Linked DNA regions of Homo sapiens: all the other regions are linked to region 2. The links are chromatin contacts, found by Hi-C or POLR2A ChIA-PET in ENCODE. All regions are on one chromosome and are shown on one strand. The core of a region is the stretch at or near the end of the contact, and the rest is flanking DNA. Distances in the headings are between cores, read along the strand shown.

Region 1 (3,767 bases), core at 420-2,919, 460 kb after region 2:
TGTAACAGAAAATGTGGGATGAGAAGATATGGTGAAGGGCAAGCCTTTCTCGCCTCCTCCCAGGCGAGGGGTTGGAGAATCAGAATGCAAGAGTGGTGCTTGCATGCTCAGGTTCTAGAGAAAACAGGCTGCGCAGCCCATTCCCCAGGCTGCGTGCCTCAGGGACGTCCCAAATCCCAAAGAAGCTTGGAGGCTCCAACCCTTAGAAGTCATGGCTTCTAGGAGAAGAAATGTTATGATATGCCCAAGTGGACTGAGCCTTTGTCCACCTCCCACCGCGCAGGAGCTGCTGAATCACGCTCCTGGGTCCGAGAGTAACACTGAGAATAACTGAGAGGACAGCGACCAGGGGAGGGCCTTGTGGACAAACTGTGTGGATGCTTGGCTGCAGGTCAGGCGGGACAGCGGAAGTTTCTGTTAATAACACAAGTTGAAACTAGCATGTGAAGATGACGGTGAAGATGAGACGTCCCCTTTCCCAAAGCTCAGAACTATGTAATGCTTGCCACCATCACCCTGCCCCTGGAACTTACCTAGAACCCCAGAGAAAAGAAGACAGGGGAACTCCAATATGACTGAGATTAGTAGTGAATGCCCCAGGAGAGGGAGCTAGTAATATAGAAAAATAAAGTCATATTTTTTGCATAGTTATTTTTATTATTATTTTTTTTGAGACAGGGTCTCATTCTGTTGCCCAGGCTGGAGTGCAGAGGCATGATCATGGCTTACTGCAACCTTGACCTCCTAGGCTCAAGTGATCCTCCCATCTCAGCCTCCCTAGTAGCTGGGACCACAGGTGTGCACCACCATGTCCAGCTAATTTTTTTATTTTTAGTAGAGATGGGGTCTCACTATGTTGTCCAGGCTGGTCTCCAAGTCCTAAGCTCAAGTGATTCTCCCACCTCCCAAAGTGTTGGGATTACAGGCGTAAGCCACCACACCTGGCATGCATATTCATGTTTGATTTCTGAGAGTTGCACCACTTCACAAAATTTTCTTAGCTATAGTTTCAAATCATGTAATCTACAGAGAGGGTCTCTGCAAGGTCCTAAAAGTGCTCTTAGAATGCACACAATTAATTTTAAATGGAAGCCTGAATGCTACATGAAGCGTTTTCAGAGTTAAGAAAGAGGTGTTTCCATTAAGTATGTTTGCCATCTAAAAGTCTTGGTAATGACCTTCTGTATTTCTTTGTGATACTTGCTTCAACCTAACACAATGGTTTTATAATCTAGGACTTTGAGGACTGTGTATTATTACCCTAGATTTTCTTAATTAATGGAAGTATCTTGGAACATTTGCTTCCTCTATAGGAACATCCTTTCTTTTCCTATCCCAAGCCTCTCCCAGGAACCATTGCTGAACTTGTCTTCCCTAGGGAGGGCTAATGACAGAAGATGCCTGCTGGCTGCCCACCGCAATGCCTGGGCCAGTTTCCAGCTGCCGAAGACCCTTCTTCAGCATATTATGTTGGTTGATGTCAATGTCAGGGGAACGGGGCATGTGACAGGAGAACGGTGTAGGGGCAGCCCTGGATCAACCATTAGAGAATCTTGCAAAGATCAAAAACAAACACACAAAAGGAGCCGAATCATTTAAAAGTCTTAGTCACACAAACGAAACCAACCCACAGCAAAGCAACCAAGCCGAACACCAAGGTCAGGAGCACGGCTTGTTGGTTAAAGCAGCTGCAAGTGTGGCTGTCTGTGCTCTGCCTGTGGAGAAGTCACCCACCCACTCTGAATCTGTGTTCTCCCCTTCAAAATGGACACGAATCACATCCTCCTCCTAGTGTGATTACAAGGGTTAAATGAGGAAAGCACTTTGTGTCTAGAATTACTTAAGGGAGGAAGACATTTTGTGTCTAAAACTACTTAAGGATGTAAGGAGAATACCAAGAGCCAGACCAGATTTGTTTTCTGTGATTTTAGGGGTGTTAAGCCCCTTCCCTTCAGGTGTCAGTTAACCCTTTAGAAGTCCCTCTGGGGGGGAGATATTTTGGGGGTAGCCATTCCAACTGCTTTGGAAAATCTGGTCTTCAAGTGTTTCATTTATATGGAAAAGGGGATCTTATTTCTAAATATCTTCAAGCTTCTGGCTTTTGTTCTCATCCATTCATTCAACACACATTCTCTCACCGGTCTGGGACCACGGAGCCTCCATTTGTTAAACTATCCCTGTCCCAGACTCTGAAACCCACTGAGTCCTCAACAAGAGGTGTATAGGGAGGCCCAGGCCAGCCCTGCTCAGTGTCAGCGCCCTTGAAGGGCCAGAGATCTGGCCCACGCTCCAGTCCAGGAGGCCAGCACTGCCCACGCCGGTCGGGAGGTGACTACATACAAATTCTGACCGGCAACATCACGAAGCACAAAGTGGGGACGCCAGGGTCAGCTTTAGAGCCCTCGGCTGTGCTTGGGGCCAGAGCCAAGAAAGCAAAGGACCTACTGCTGGGTGTGGGGAGGAGAGGGAAGGTGCCTGCACTGAGCACAGACCCCCTGGTCAGCTGCAGGTGTGCCATGTGGGAGAGGGTCAGCCTCGCCCAGACACAGAGGTTTGGGGCCCACCCTCAGTGGGGAGTCTTGCAACTGATCCTCCTTTGACCTTGACACTGTACTTCTCCAAGAACTGGCTTGTGATGGTCCTACTGCTCCCCCAAAGGGCTGCCTGTTCGGTCCCTGGGTCCCTCTTTTCCCTGTGCCTTTCCTGATACTGGTGTATGTGCCCAGAAACCTGTCAGCTACCATCGGCCTTATCCCTGTTTGGACAAATTCCCAGGATCCTGGTTTTGTTCTGACTAATGAGACTTATGTCTTGCCCCCTGTGGACAGATTTCCAGGCTTCAGATCCTCTGGTGAGTCCCTGCCTCCTGGACCCACCATCAGGGTTGTCCTGGGCTCACAGTTCCACCATCCCACCGCCCCACGTTTGTGGTTTATTCCTCGCACGCCCCGTTAGTCCCGTGCACAGAGCTCACTGCTCTTGCCCTTTATAACTCTGAACACAACTGTGTATCTGTGCTTATTATTCAGGTCTTTCCTACTAAACCGTCCACTTCCTGAGAACAAGGGCTAATGTCAATTCTCTTTTCTCTACTGTTGATTTCTTAGTGCCTAGTACAAAGAACATTTGTTGAATGAGTGAATGGATAATCATGAGTAAATTAATGTACATCCACCCTTATTTTCTAAAAAGTAATGGTAGGCAGCTTCCTTGCACATCTATTATTTTCCTTGATTGTTGGACAACCAAGGGTTAGAATCCTTTAAAGATGAGAGAATAGAGGCCCAGAGTGTTCATGATTCCACAGGCATAAGGCTACAAGGCATGGACTAGCCATTGTAACCCCTGCAGGCAAGTCTTGGGGGTGGGCAGACACACACACACACACACAAATACACACATCACATATACATATACACATATATATACACATACACACAAATACACACATCACATATACATATACACATATATACACATACACGCAAATACACATACACACACAAATACATCACATACATACACATACATATACACATACACAAATACATAGATATACAGACACACACACACGCACGTGTGCACGTGGAGAGGATGGAATGGGCTGGGCACGCATGCAGGCCACTGTACTATAAATAGTGGCAGTCATGACCCTCCCCACAGCTCTGGGAGATGCTTGTGGAGCAGGGAGCATTGAGCTTGACATTCTTGACATTTCGGTGTCCACAAACCATGGTGACCACGTAATCACAGTCGCAACACAGTCC
Region 2 (3,365 bases), core at 768-3,267:
CACGTGGTGCTCTTTTATCTTAAAAGTATGCACAATTGATAAATGAAAGATGAACTGCAAATTGGAATAATTTGGGTCCTGATTTGTGAATTGAAAAGATTACTTGAAATTTGGAATGTCCCTGGAAATCTAGGACTTCTGGTTATTCAGGCCAGGCGCGGTGGCTCACGCTTATAATCCTGGCACTTTGGGAGGCCGAGGCGGGTGGATCACCTAAGGTCAGGAGTTTGAGACCAGCCTGGCCAACGTGGTGAAATGCCATCTCTACTAAAAATACAAAAATTAGCTGGGCGTGGTGGCGGGCGCCTGTAATCCCAGTTACTTGGGAGGCTGAGACAGGAGAATCGCTTAAACCTAGGAGGTGTTCAGTCGGTTGTAGTGGGCCAAGATCACGCCATTGCACTCCAGCCTGGGCAATAAGAGCGAAACTCTTTCCCCCACCACCCCCCCCCAAAAAAAAGAAAAGAAAATGGATCGGGATTTTTTTTTTAAACGGCATTTACTAAACAGCTAAGTACCTTCTATGAGCAAGGCACTGTACAAGAGCTGTTGGGGATACCAAAATAATACAATCTACGATCTACTAAAGTTACAAGCCGGACATTATGGTGACTGGATGTTCAGAAAAGAAACCAGATGACATTATTATGGTACACCAAAAAAGCCCCCCAAAAACCGTACTCAACTGTCACATTCTTATGGAATACAATTTTTACAGATTGTATACAATTTGCATGTGAAATTCTGCTTACTTTTTGACTAGGTATGCCACTAATGGGTATGTTTAATAAAGATATTTTATACTTCAGATGTACAGACCAGGTCCGGTTAATTTTAGCCAACAATGTATTGTTGAAAAAGACGCTGATATTTTACTGCGGCAAACCACCATTAACATAAATTTTAACCACAGTTTGAGTATTTTATTAGGAATAAGCCTTGAAACTTGAATAGGACTAGTATTCCTAACAATTTACCGTTTCATAATAAAGGCTGTCTCACTCTTAAGTGGAAAACGTATTATGTCCTACTTTTATAAACTTTGGTTGAACTAAATAAAACAGCAACATGTACCCAACGTTTTTAGACTGTTTTATTCAGTACCATAAACATTCACTAAACTATACAGAGCTAAAATCATGCAAAAGATTGCAAAACAAACTGCCTTGGGAAATTTCCAGTCTAAGCTAAATGGACCAAGTATAGGATTGAATTTTAAGAAGTTGGTGGGAAGATTCCAGCTCTTGTACTCACAGGTAAGGTCCTAGGATTCTATTTGTTGAAGTGTCTGCAGACCCTCTCCCTACAGCAGGGGCGTGGAGCAAATGTGCATTCAGGAAGTGCTTATTAGTCCCCCCAAAACCTTTTTCGTGACGACAGACGGATGGAGGCCTCAGACGACTCCGGCAGTAGGACCCTGAACCAAATGCCTGAGCTGCGCTCGAAAGGCTCGTCTCGCAGGAGCTGGCGAGTGGCACGGGCTTCGGTGGCCGGGCTCGGGGCTCGGGGCTCGGGGCCCGGGGCCGGGGGGGGCGGGGGGTCCGTGCCCAGGGCACTCTGTGGCTCGATTCATGTCCCCGCCCTCCCACCTGAGCACACTGGGCAGAGAGCCTGCGGCATCGGGCCAGTCGCGCCTCCTCGTCCGCCCTGGGCAGGTCGCTGGGCCCCAGGCCGCTTTCTACAGCTCCTTTAATAAAATGGACAGCAGGGGTCCTAACCAGACGTGGGCATCAAGACAAAGGAGGCGGCCAGACGCGCTTGAGGGCCTGCTCGCTAGCTCCCGCCCCCCCATTCCGCGGTCACCCGGGGACAGAGGCCAGGCCGGACTGGGTGGAGTTGGGACTCATACGTCTGCGTCCAGGAAGGCGCCGGGCGAGCCCCAGCTAGACGTGACGGGCGGGGCCGAACACGGCAGCGGACCAGAGGCCCGCGGCGCACCGGCGTGGGGCGGGGCAAGCGGAGCCTCCCGGGATGCCGCGCGGCAGCCGGCTTCCGGCTGTGGGTGGTGCGGGGGACAGCGGCGGCCGGAAGCTGGCTGAGCCGGCCTTTGGTAACGCCACCTGCACTTCTGGGGGCGTCGAGCCTGGCGGTAGAATCTTCCCAGTAGGCGGCGCGGGAGGGAAAAGAGGATTGAGGGGCTAGGCCGGGCGGATCCCGTCCTCCCCCGATGTGAGCAGTTTTCCGAAACCCCGTCAGGCGAAGGCTGCCCAGAGAGGTGGAGTCGGTAGCGGGGCCGGGAACATGAGGCAGTCTCTCCTATTCCTGACCAGCGTGGTTCCTTTCGTGCTGGCGCCGCGACCTCCGGATGACCCGGGCTTCGGCCCCCACCAGAGACTCGGTAAAGACCCAGGGGAGTTGGCTTAGGCCGGCGCCTGGAGCGCTCGTTTGAGGGAAGAGCAGGGGAGCTGGGTCTATCAGGTGTTTGGGGGCGGGGTATTGGCGATGGTGGCGCGTCCCTAAGTTTTCAGTGTAGAAGGGGGTGTGGCTCTCGGAGTTTGGGGAAAGAATAAAGGAGATGGGCCTGTCTCTGAGTGGGAAAGGGCTACTGGACGGGCTCCATGTAGTGACTGAGCGCCTGAGAGGGGTTTGCTCCCTAGCTTTGTGTTCGGGGAGGGTGTTGGGAAAGCGGTAAGGAGTAGGGTGGCTGGATCTTGTTTGGAGAGGGAGATGTGGTCAGGGTTCTTGCCTTAGTAGGGAACAAATCTAGTGTTGTGTGTTCCTACCAGAGCCAGAAAGGAAGGGCCCAAAGCTCCAGAATTCTTCCTGGTCCTCGAAGGAGGGAACTAGAATTTCTGCTGTAGGAGGTACTTATGCAGTAATCTCGTTGGGAGGCGGAGACTGGAGTTGGAGTCTTAAGAGTTGTGTTTTTGCGAACATCCTAAGCACGTTCTTGGTTATTTCAATTGTAGCTTATTGGAGGTGCTTGGGAGATGGGGGGAGGCGGAAACCTGGTAAGCCAACTCGTGATGCTGCCACTATGAATGCTTTCCTTGCACTTTTAAACAAAGAAATTATCAAGAGTGACGAGTTTGATGAATTTAGAGGCTAGAAAGTAGAGGGTTCCTATTTCATTAGATTTTCCAGAGAGATTGGATTTTAAGGATGGAGATGCATTAAGGGATCTGAACTTTGGTGGAAGTAAGTTTGCGTGAACTTTTAGTGTATTTTAAAATCCTTTTATCTTTCAAAAATTGACGTGTAAGATACTTTAATTAGTAATAAAGTGTGAAATAATGTTTTCCCAGTGTGTGAAATTGTAGGCTTGCATGGTTGTACTGGTTCCCAAATTTCACCATGATACCATGTGTAGTATTTTTTTTCTTTATATTTAGTGGACAGAAATTGTAATGGATTGGTATGGATAC
Region 3 (3,652 bases), core at 157-2,656, 380 kb after region 2:
TCGTTGGTTCCTTCTTATCAACAACATGGGGTTTCTCCAATTTGTAGAGAATGAAGAGAAGTGGTGCAGGGTTGATGCAAACTGGCCTAGCTGCGAGGAAATGTGTGCATCCCCAGGACACAGAGCCAGGCCCTGGGGTTACAAAGCCAACGCAGTGTAAGCACCAAGAAATTAGTAACAACTGTAACCGCTCCAGGCACCTGCCAGTGTGCTGCCTGCGGTTCAATGCTGATGGATTCTCGTTGGTTAGTTGTGTGTTGTGTGTTGTGTACATGTGTATTAGGAACCCATGTATGTGTGTATGTGTAGGGGTGGAGGCACTACCAATATCAATTCAGACCATTTTCACAATAAACCGCCATGTCCTACAGGCCTGCTGGATCCTTGCGTGCCTTTTTTTGCTACTCCACCCAACATTGCAGAGGTGGAAGAGCTTCCTGAAGCCTGGGAGGGTCAGGGGAGGCCCATGGAAGTTGTGTGGCACTCCCCTGGGACTCAGATCCAGCTCATGTTTATTGAGGGCCTGCCCCAGTGACTAATCCTCCCACAACAGTGCTGGGGAGGCATTAGTGACTCAGGAAGGATATGGGACTTGTCCAAGGGCACACAGATTCCAACACGGGAGGTGCTTTTTCCACCACGCGGAGCCCAGACTCTGTGGCCAGACTACCTGGTTTGCACCCCAGCTAGGCACTTGCTAGCTGTGTGGACTTGGGCAAGTTACTTACTATCTCTGTGTCTGGGTTCTTCATCAAGGAATTACTTACTATGTTTAGCACAGAATAAATGCTATGTAAATGAACGCTTATCTTCTTAAGATGATTACATCACATGCTTCTGAAAATGATTTCCTCAGAAAAACAACATACTAGAAGAACACGAAGGCTGTTTTCAAATGGAACCTCAGTAAGATTAATCGTCTTGGGAAAATTGGCCTTCTCTTTCCTGCCTTGGTCAGTACGTCCCTTTCCAGGGGGCCCCTGTCTGGGACAAGGTCCTCATGGAGAAGGTCAGCCGAAGAGCTTCGCAGCTTTGCCCTCGTTGGCCTGAATTAGATGGTCTGATGGCTGCTTGGAAAAATGCACTGCATTTTTTATGTATTTTCCCCATCAAAACACGTCTGTTTCGTTCTCTTTTAAAGGGCGTCCATGAGTCATTTGGCAGGAACAAAGAAGCTTCAGTTTGCAACTTCCGTGGGGATACAGTTTAAACAGTGTGGGCTCACGTGGTTTTTTTTAAAATCTGAAAACATGCCTTAGAGGTGCCTTAAGCACCTGATGGCAGCTGTTCTCTCTTGACAGCTGGATTCCAAATGTAAATATTATTTGTCAGAACGTATCAGAATCATTTGCATGCAGATGTAGACAGCCATCCCACGGGTGTGCCGGGGAGGCGGGTCCAAGGCCCTTTCTGCTTGTTCAGTCTGGTGGAACACAGTGCGGTTTCCTAGACTGGTTCACTGCTGTGTTTCATAAGGAGCTCAAAAGCCAGGCCAGCATCATTTCTCTTCCTGAAGGCAACCCTCCAACTGTCCCACTCAATCCCAAAGTCATCAGCATGAGGCAGGAACCTGAGGCCAGGGGCCTGGGAGGAGAAGAGCAGGGAGTGAAGTCCCACAGGTCCCCTGAGCCCTGACACCTTCTCCCCTCAGCACCCCAAACCCAACCTGTCTGGGAGCAGACTCCCCTCCCTCAACTCCCGGGTGCACCTGTCACCTGTCCACACACAGCCACACACTGGGGGCTGGAACATGGGGTGAAGTGCACAGAGTTGGATTTGGGTACATGCCACTTCCTCTCTAGCAACTGGGGAGGTTACTTCACTTCTCTGCATCAGTTTCAGCTACCTCATAGGGTTGCTGTGAGAATTAGATTAAGTAAAGTGCTGTAAACCAAAAAGAAAACTCTAAATTCTAAGCCCCATAACTCTCTGAATGAGCCCCTCCTGTCAGCCAGGGGCCTTCCAAAGTCAACCTGAAAAACCAGTTCAGGCTGTGACAGGAATGTGGGGCTGGATATGCCTCATTACACCCTCCTCCCTTTTGGAATTACTGATAGAACACACTCTAAGTCTGATAAGAAACATTTACAATCTAGTCCCTCTAAAGCCTGCTCCCTGGAGGCTGCCTCTGCATAATGGGAACTTGGTCTCCACAACCCCTTATCTTAACCCAGACATTCCTTTCTATTGATTCTAGGTCTTTGGACAATAACTTGCCTTTTCGAATTGAACCAGTGTACATCTTACATGTACTGACTGATGCCTATGTCTCCCTAAAATGTATAAAACCAAGTTGTAATCCAGCCACCTTAGGCATGTGTTCTCAGCACCTCTTGAGGGCTGTGTCATGGGCATTGTTCACTGAGATTAGCTCAGAATAAATCTCTTCAAATATTTCACAGAGTTTCACTCTTTTTGTCAACAGCACTAACCCACATAATAAATGCTCATAGTAAATGCTCAGCACGTTACCTGTCATTGTCAATCAGTCAGTAAGTCCCATTGTCGCTTTCCTGAGTTACTACTCGGGACTTTCAACAGAGCTCCTCATTCTCATCCGATTTCAATCCATCCTCAACTTGGTTACAAGAGTTAGCTCCCTACATTCTTTTTTTTTTTTTTTTTTTTTTTTTTTTTGAGATAGAGTCTCGCTCTGTCACCCAGGCTGGAGTACAGTGGCGTGATCTCGGCTCACTGCAACCTCTGCTTCCCGGGTTCAAGCGATTCTCCTGCCTCAGCCTCCTGAGTAGCTGGGATTACAGGCACGTGCCACCGCACCTGGCTAATTTTTGTATTTTTAGTAGAGACGGGGTTTCACCACGTTGGTCAGGCTGGTCTTGAACTCCTGACCTCGTGATCCACCCACCTTGGCCTCCCAAAGTGCTGGGATTACAGGCGTGAGCCACTGCACCCGGCCGGGGTAGCTCCCTGAATTCTTATGTGACTCTGAATCTCCTTAAAACCCTCCATCCATTTCCCATTGCTTCAGGATAAAAACATAAGCATAAGATGAGAAAAAGCAGTGAGAATCCATTAACATTTGCCAGACCACAATAAACTGTGTTTTCTTGAGTTCAGTGATGCGATCTTGGCTCATTGCAACCTCGACCACCTGGTCTCAAGTGATCCTCCCACCTCAGCCTCCTGAGTAGCAGGGACTACAGGCAAGCGCCACAATGCCCAGCTAATTTTTGTATTTTTTGTAGAGACGGGAGTCTCCCTATGTTGCCCAGGCTGGTCTTGAACCCCTGGGCTCAAGTATCCTCCCTCCTTGGCCTTCCATAGAACTGGGATTCCAGGCATGAACCACCATGCCCAGCCCTTCTTATTTTTGTGTAGCAGAAATATAATGTAGTGAAGAGAGCATAAGTTTTGGAGCCCAACAGATGAACGTTGGAATCCCTCCCCTGCCACTTACTGTCTATGTGATTTGGGCAAAATACTTAAGATCCCTGAGCCTCAATTTGATTTTCTGAGGCCAGGCATGGGAGTTCGCACCTGTAATCCCAGCACTTTGGGAGGCTGAGGTGGGCGGATTGCTTGAGCTCAGGAGTTTGAGACCAGGCTGGACAATATGGCAAAACCCCATTTCTACCAAAAATACAAAAAATTAGTCAGACATGGTGGTGCACATCTGTGGTCCCAGCTACTC
Region 4 (3,541 bases), core at 997-3,496, 340 kb before region 2:
GTTAATGGCATTCATGAGAAATCAGACTGTGATTTTCATCTCCTTCTTTGTACTTCTCATTATTTTCTACATTCCTTCTAATTCTGAATACATTACTTTTGTAATAAGAAAAAAACATTCAAAAATATATTGTGGTTGTCTAAAAAATTAAATATAGACTTACTATATGATCCACTAATTGCACTTCTGGAACTGAAAGCAGGGATGCGAACAAATATTTGTATACCAATGTTCCTACTGGCACTGCTCACAATAGCCAAAAGGTAGAAACGACCCAAATGTACACCAATGAATGGATGAACAAAATGTGGTATGTATGTATGTAAATGTATATATATTTTATATAAGACAAAGCTGGATATTAGCAAGTAGTATATATAGATTTTGAATGTTTTATATATATCATAGAATATTATCCAGCCTGAAAAGGAATGAAATTCTGACACGAACTACAATATAGGTGATCCTTAAAGATATTATGCTAAGTGAAGTAAGCCAGACGCCAGACACAAAAAGTCAAATGTTGTATGATTCCACACGTATGAGATACCTAAAGAAGTCAAATTCCTAGAGACAGAAAGTAGAATGGTGTTTACCAGAGGCTGGAACAAGTGGGGAATGGGAAGTTGGTGTTTAATGGGTATGAGTTTCAACGTGGGAAGATGAAAAAATTCTAGAGATGGATGGTGGTGATGGATGCACAAAAATATAAATACACTTAATACCACTGAGCTGCACACTTACAAATGGCTAAAATGGTAACTTTTATGTATATTTTGCCACCAAAAAAAGTATAAAATGGAACCTAAGTTCTCAGACAAGGTGGCAGGAGAAAAAAAAAAAGAAAAAAGGAATGTAAGTAATGTCTGTCTAAAGGAAAAAAAAAACACATGTTAAAGAGGTCATAATTAGAAGTGTAATAAAGCTGGAAATTTAAAAAATTCAGCATATATGAAATCTACAGACATTCAAAATCTATACCACTTGCTAATATCTACTTTTATCTTACACGAAACCTCTTATAAATACACTTTTGGGGGAAATACGGAGTTATTAAACTATAATTATTAAAAATGTAACACCAAGATATGTGTCTACATTTCCCAGAATAAGAAGCCTGCCAGAATCTTCTCCATTAGATACACTGTACTCTGTCAATGACTTACAGAGAGAGGAAGGATACTTCTATCTTTTCAGCCTTGATTTTCACTGTTTTCATATATGTTAAACTCACAGACCAGTTTCTCAATAGATATAGTTCCCAAACAGTTTTAAACAGAATCCTGTTTAAAACAACACATACTTAATAAGGTATAACAGCATTTTGTTTTATACTGACCCTTTGGTTATCTGCTAATTCTACCTCAAATCTTCTGTGGAACAAGGTGGAATAACAAAAGACAGACATAGAGATAAGGCTTATATAATGCACTGCTCAAAGCGTAATCTCCATCAGAATCACTTGCAAGATGCTTACGAAAAACATCTTCTTAGAGCCCACACTATACTTAACTGAATCAATTTCTGACACTGGGTCTAAGAATCTGCAGTTTAAACAAGCTCTCCAGGATATTCTTATGCATACTAAAGCCTGAGAGCCTCTAGAGATTAATGAAATTGCTATGGATCCCCAGAAAACAGAATATGCCGGTTGTAGGAAACAAAAAATAAAATGCAGAGGCTACTTTTCTTGTAGACAGGAGGAAGTGCTCAGATAGTTTTACTCTCCAAGTTTGGAAAGAGAAGCACACATACACATTCCAGTGAGGCTGAGATGATGGTAGCTGGGGGCGGGGTGGGGGGTTGGGGGAAGTGGGCCAGGAACACAAGAAAACACCAGCTGGCTTCTCTCCCTCATGCTGTCTGGGAGGGAAGAGTAGAAATGAGGGAACCTGATCATTATGTTCACTTCAACTTCCCTCAAGTAGATTTGAAACCTGTCAGGTTATTATTCTAATAAAGATTGTACAAAAAATCCCAAGCATTACATGTGGCCTACAGAGTAAGAAGGTGAACAAATCTAGAGTCAGGTTTGAAGATTCTGGGCAGATCAAAACAATCCAATAAGGCCCTCATTTGAAGGTGCTTAAGAAGTGACTGACAGCTCTGGACGAGTCTTTTTCTTCCTTCAACCAAAAGAAACCCAGTTTCACAAAGGGTGTAAGATTGCTCCAAGCAAAATGAATCATCCTGGCTAAGTGCCACGCAGTGGGTTTGGCTGACCCAGTATTACATCTTTTCTTTTTACTCATTCAGGGAGAAGATCAGAATGCTGTTGATCAACATTCAAAATATTGGAGATGTACTTCAGAACAAATTTCCAGTTTCCTCTTTATCCCTTCTTGCTGCGTCTAGTGAGGGATGATGAAATGACTAATTCTTGAGAGGACTGAGAAACACTGCCAAGGACTGTGGTAGAATAGTATCTATGTTACATATTATCTATTTTTAAACTGATCTGTAGGTTTAAAATATATCAAGAAAATCAAGGCTGAAAAGATAGAAGTAGCCCTATTTTAAGTCACTGACAGAATAAATTGTATCTAATACAGACAAGTATATCTAGACCCAATACTTTGGTTCAATCAGTGATCTGATTATTTGGTATGCTGTGAAGAGATGGTGCCCCTGAAAGGTACTAGATTTTCAGTTTATTCTACCAGGTAAACTGAAAGATTTTTGCTAGAAGTAAATAGGGCTTCAAGTCAGCACCATACTCCAGAAAGTTGAGTCACAAATGAAGCAGCAGAAGAGGCAGAGGCAGAAAAAGGAGAAGAGGGTTATCTCCAAATTAATTTAAGTAAATGAAATGAACTGGCTATCTACTTGGGCTCAGGAATCACAACTCAGAAAAAGGAGATGGCTGGAAAGACTAAAATTTAATTTGCACACCTATCTCCTCTCCTGAGCTCTGCTCTGCTCTTAAGTCAGGATAATGGCAGGAAGACTCAGACTCTCATGGCCTGCTTAGAAAAAGAAAAACCACATCAACACTCTCTGTATTCCATGTCCCTCTGCTTTAAGTGAGTTTTGCCAGATTTGTTGTTATTAAGACAGAGGGGCCACTGAAATACTAACAGAACAACTTAATGGAAAGAAAGCTCAGCTGGGATAAAGGTTTGAAAAGGGTTTTTAAAGCTTTTTTTTTTTTTTTTTTTTTTGGTTTTTAGATGTGCTCTCAACTTTCTGGAATAACAAAAATAAAACAAAACCAAACACAGAAGGAAAACAGTCCCCAGCAGCCCACACACAAAACTCCACTGGCATATCTTCATCGCCATCTCCTAGCACAATTGCACCTTTTGTCATTTCTGGTGGAGGTACAGCTGCTGAAGAAGCCAAGACTTAGCGGAGAAAGCTAAGGCATGGAAGGGGGGAAGAAAATGCTTCCTTTGTTAATGAAAAGCCGTTTCCATTTAAAAGTTTCAACATACTATAGAATAGTGAATGCACTTTTGTGAGCAATAGCAAAAAGCACACAATGAAGAAAAGCTGCCTGTCAATTAAATCAACAGTCATCTGAAGGCAACACAAACCTCCT
Region 5 (3,774 bases), core at 919-3,418, 320 kb after region 2:
TGGCCACACAGGTATCAATTAGCAAAACCTATATCTGAGTCCAGGTCCAGCTGGCTTCAAAGCAGATGCTCTAATCACTACATAGGCTAAGCTATAACGAGAGGTCCTGAAGGGAATGAACCATTTCTTATCCATCTCTGCATTTCCTGCAAAGTGTATTGGTCCCAAGCCACCATACAACTTTTGTAAGTGTTACTTAAAAAGTAAAATCTGAAGAATTTACAAAAAGCTTTCTCTGAAAAGAGATTATAAAACACTAAAGAACTACCAGAGCCCATAAAGGAAAATAGCACAAAAAGCATAAAGGCCTCTCATCAAGGTAACCTTCTCATCTGGACCTTCCATTCTGAGGATGTTTATTCTGGAGACCTCAACATAGTACGGCTTCGCAATTCCTTCACTATCTGATAGACTCTTCAAAGTCCCGGCATAATACCAGCCTTCATTATAATTGTCACACAGACATCGATCACTATCACCAAAGCAACCACCAGGGTTAACCTCCCAGCCCTCCTGGACAGTAATTAGATGACTCAAACTGTCTCAAAGCCGTATCTCTGTATCTCTCTACCACAAAACTACTTTGGTCCCACTGAGCAAAAAAAACACAGAGCACAGACTGGCAGCATTCTCCATTCCTAAGAGGCAGCAATTTGGAAATAATAAAGGAAATCCTTGGATTCCTGCTGGCAATAGATACAGAACAAAACTGCAGCTGGGAACACGTCTAACGTGGAATTCCTTCTTCCAGAAGGGCAAGGCAGCCCCTCTGTACAAGGGCACAAACATATTTTTACTTTTTTAAGGATTTACACTCACTAATTCAACTTTCGAACCATTACCCTCTAAGAATCAAGTCCCCATGGCCAGAGAAACAAGCTTTCTATGAACCAATGACACCAGAGCTCCGGCAACAGCATGTCTCACTCCCTGCAATCTAAGCTGTAGTTGCCTGTCAGTTTTATTCATTCAACAAACACATATTAAACATATATGATGTGTCCAGTGCAATTCTGGGTGCTGAGGATGCATCACTAAGTAAGAGTCAAAAATCCCTGCCCCCAGGAAGCTTATGATCTAATGGGGAGAAGGGGAGATAGAAAATAAATTAAAAATATGACAAGTTATGTGCTAAGTGAGGTGGTTAAACAAATCAGACAAGTTCTCTGCACTTCCAAGATCATAGTTTGTCAAAGACAGACAGTAAATAACAGATACAGACAGTATAATGTGGACAGTCAGCTGCGAAAGGGGTACGGGGGCACAAAGCCAGCAGAGGAGGGCCCTCTAATGTGGCCTCCAAGGAAGGGGCACTGGGCTGAACTTCACAGAACAGGCAGGGAGATACGAAGAGCAGGGCGACTCTACAAACAGAGGGACCACCTGTGTAAAAGGATCGGGCGCAGGGCAGTGAGGCGTGTTGACACAGAGGACAGGCATGGATGAGATGGGGTGGGAGGGAGGCAGGGGCCAGGTCAACAAAGGAGAAGGACCCAGAGTCTGGTTACTTTCCAAAAGGTCAGGGAAGCCACCAACGTGTCTTCAGCTGAGAAGCTAAAGAGCAAATCTTTAAGACAATCACCATGACCTCAGTGGGAGCAGAGGCTGTTGAATGCTCTGGCTGACAAATGACAGGGGCACCCACTGCAGCTGGAGGAATGGAGAGAAGGGGCCAGATCAAGAGAGATGGAAGCAGGAGCTTCACTCACAGGACAAGATGGGCAACTGGAGCAAGCCAGGCAGACTTATGGTTGCCACTTCCCAAAGTGTCCGCTGGGTCAAGTGGGTGGGAGGGGCACAGCCCAGCTCTCAGTCCTCACCTGCTGCAGGGAAGGGCCAGGCTGCCAGGTGACAGAGCTAAAACCTCAAGGATGGCATGCGAGACGGCACAGAGAGGAGAGTCTCCAAAGGAAGGCATGGCACAAGGGCTCCAACTAGCAGAAGGACCATGGGAACACAGCATGCAGATGCCAGGGACACCCAAGGGCCAGGCAGACAGACAGGCCCGCTGCTGTGCAGGAGTCTATGAGCAAGAACAGGGCCCTCTGACAGGAGGAAGAACAGGCAGGCGCAGGCTAGGGGTGTGGCGGCACCCGGGCATCTCAATGGGCATGCACACACAACAGAGCTGGCCTCCGGGAGGTGGCAGCTATGTAACATGACCAGCGACTGCTCACTGGCATCTCAGCGAACGGGTAGCAGGTACCGAGTCATGACGCAAACCCAAGTCTGTCAAAGCCCAGGCTGTTGCCTCCATACCAGATGCTAAAACTGGGTCTTAAAGTTAGATGTGACCTGACTTAAGCCCTAGAGCAAGTTCCTCCTGGCTGAGGTCAGAGGCAAGCTTGGCTGGGGAGAGGAAGAGGGCAGAGCCTGAAAACCTGGTGAGGAGTCAAGGAAACTGTCACCTGCTCCCTGGAGGTGACAAGGTCCTGGCTACAGGAGGGAGTGAAGGGAAAGGATTCACCCCAGCAAACCCTTCCAGCAGAGAGAAACACCCAGCCACTGCCTTTCCCCCATCCATCCTGCTGGCAGGAAGCACAAATTCCTCTTGCCCAGGCTGGCATAAGAAGAAAAAGGAAGGAAGTGGCCTGGGGAAAGTGACCGACATAGAACCGCAAAGCAGCCGAGCCTGGGCAGCATCTCCCCGCCAGAAACAGGCAGGGGTTTGTGCTGCCAGGAAGCAAGAAGCTGGACTGTGCCCTGCCATGGAACCAGCCCAGGGCCTCCCTCACACACCTCCAAGGTCACACAGGACCCCCTGGCCCATGCTCCTGTGCAGGCAGACCCCATCTCTGGGCTTTGTTGCTATTAAAGACATTGCTGCTCCCAAACCACTGTTTTCATCAAAACCCTTATAAATCTGGTCTGCTTAAAAGGGCTTCTCCAGTGATTAGAAAATGCAGGCGTTTTCCTAACAACCTTCCTTCAAAAGGTGAAACAACGTCCTTGCCTTGCACATATCTGCTCTTACTCCCAGCTGTGATGGAAAACATGGACCGTCCTCCTCGCCAAGCAGCTCAGGGGATGCAGGCACCTCATCCAGCATCTCAGTTCTGGGGGAACCCAGGTCTGCACACAGATACTGCTCCTTCCCTCCCACACCCCTCCTGCAGGAGGCTGAGTCTGCCCAGGGAAAGCAGCTTGCAGTCCAGCTGTGGGGCTGACCACTGGGGAATCAGTCTCAGCACAGTTTTTGCCTGCAGGTTCCAGGCCCTGGGCTCAGGCTGTGGCTTCCAGAAACCTCGGCTTGGGAAACTCGCCTGCCAGAGTCACGGCTGCACTGCTCAGTCTTGTAACACAGGCTCGCAGTGGCAGCAGGCCCACGCAGCCCCTCTGGGTCCCCAACACTGGTCCTCTGGGTCCCTGGCCAGACCCTGAGCAAACAAGCCCTGTTCACTCCTGAAGGTTATGACTGATTTGGTGTTGCCAATAGCAACTGCCTCTGTATCCTGACACATTTATCACACCATATGGTAATCAGCTGTTTACATATGTGTTTATTCTGAAACTGTGAGTGCCTAGAAATCCAGGACTCCCTCTTTACTGACATCAGCAAATGCCCCAGTGTCTGGGACCTTTAATGCAGTATGTAAAAGAAGCAAACATCATCATCTCTTCTTGCAGAATTCATGAAGCTGTTCTCAACCAGCAGCTTCTTTACCTCTTGAGCAAGGCTAGGACCTTCCTTGCTCCATACACAAACACACATCTCTACCCCAGCCCACACTGACAACCGCCAGGGCTGCAGAAATCAGCATCACTCCAGGCCCA

The links. Hi-C counts contacts between places; a loop is a spot of excess contacts on that map. ChIA-PET counts read pairs that join two places held with the same protein, here RNA polymerase II (POLR2A). Pooled maps may share reads with other maps.
Region 1: a pooled map shows a loop between it and region 2 (5-fold over the local background). The contact joins the enhancer-like site here to the promoter of ADAM17 in region 2. A Hi-C loop is called at or near these places in 3 of 37 single-sample maps with no recorded cell type and 3 of 50 pooled maps.
Region 3: a pooled map shows a loop between it and region 2 (2.3-fold over the local background). The contact joins the enhancer-like site here to the promoter of ADAM17 in region 2. A Hi-C loop is called at or near these places in 1 of 37 single-sample maps with no recorded cell type and 2 of 50 pooled maps. POLR2A ChIA-PET finds 5 or more read pairs at or near these places in 1 of 52 experiments (BJ).
Region 4: a loop to region 2 is called in a map with no recorded cell type, with 2.1 times the contacts of the local background. The contact joins the enhancer-like site here to the promoter of ADAM17 in region 2. A Hi-C loop is called at or near these places in 1 of 37 single-sample maps with no recorded cell type. POLR2A ChIA-PET finds 5 or more read pairs at or near these places in 4 of 52 experiments (AG04449, HEK293T, MCF 10A and 1 more).
Region 5: a loop to region 2 is called in a map of PC-9, with 4 times the contacts of the local background. The contact joins the enhancer-like site here to the promoter of ADAM17 in region 2. A Hi-C loop is called at or near these places in 1 of 168 maps with a recorded cell type or tissue (PC-9) and 1 of 50 pooled maps. POLR2A ChIA-PET finds 5 or more read pairs at or near these places in 3 of 52 experiments (A549, HepG2 and MCF 10A).

Annotation. Positions count from the first base shown.
Region 1 is chr2:9,097,358-9,101,124 of GRCh38, reverse strand. No RefSeq gene overlaps it. Among named protein-coding and RNA genes, the nearest start is that of MBOAT2, 96 kb to the right of the region's middle. Within about 2 kb of position 1,669, at least 2 of the 41 ENCODE cell types and tissues checked have a DNase peak (open chromatin) inside an H3K27ac peak, as active enhancers do.
Region 2 is chr2:9,554,482-9,557,846 of GRCh38, reverse strand. ADAM17 (ADAM metallopeptidase domain 17) reads left to right here and starts at 2,017. Exons shown (of 19, transcript NM_003183.6): 1 at 2,017-2,338. The coding sequence starts at 2,242. RefSeq lists silencers at 1,093-1,387, 1,359-1,578, 1,809-2,098, 2,713-3,007.
Region 3 is chr2:9,176,890-9,180,541 of GRCh38, reverse strand. No RefSeq gene overlaps it. Among named protein-coding and RNA genes, the nearest start is that of ASAP2, 28 kb to the left of the region's middle. RefSeq lists an enhancer at 1-995. Within about 2 kb of position 1,406, at least 28 of the 41 ENCODE cell types and tissues checked have a DNase peak (open chromatin) inside an H3K27ac peak, as active enhancers do.
Region 4 is chr2:9,896,241-9,899,781 of GRCh38, reverse strand. All of the region lies in intron 8 of TAF1B (TATA-box binding protein associated factor, RNA polymerase I subunit B), which reads right to left. Among named protein-coding and RNA genes, the nearest start is that of GRHL1, 54 kb to the left of the region's middle. Within about 2 kb of position 2,246, at least 15 of the 41 ENCODE cell types and tissues checked have a DNase peak (open chromatin) inside an H3K27ac peak, as active enhancers do.
Region 5 is chr2:9,229,890-9,233,663 of GRCh38, reverse strand. All of the region lies in intron 1 of ASAP2 (ArfGAP with SH3 domain, ankyrin repeat and PH domain 2), which reads right to left. Among named protein-coding and RNA genes, the nearest start is that of ASAP2, 25 kb to the right of the region's middle. RefSeq lists enhancers at 1,484-2,038, 2,039-2,595. Within about 2 kb of position 2,168, at least 16 of the 41 ENCODE cell types and tissues checked have a DNase peak (open chromatin) inside an H3K27ac peak, as active enhancers do; they include PC-9, where a contact is called at or near this core.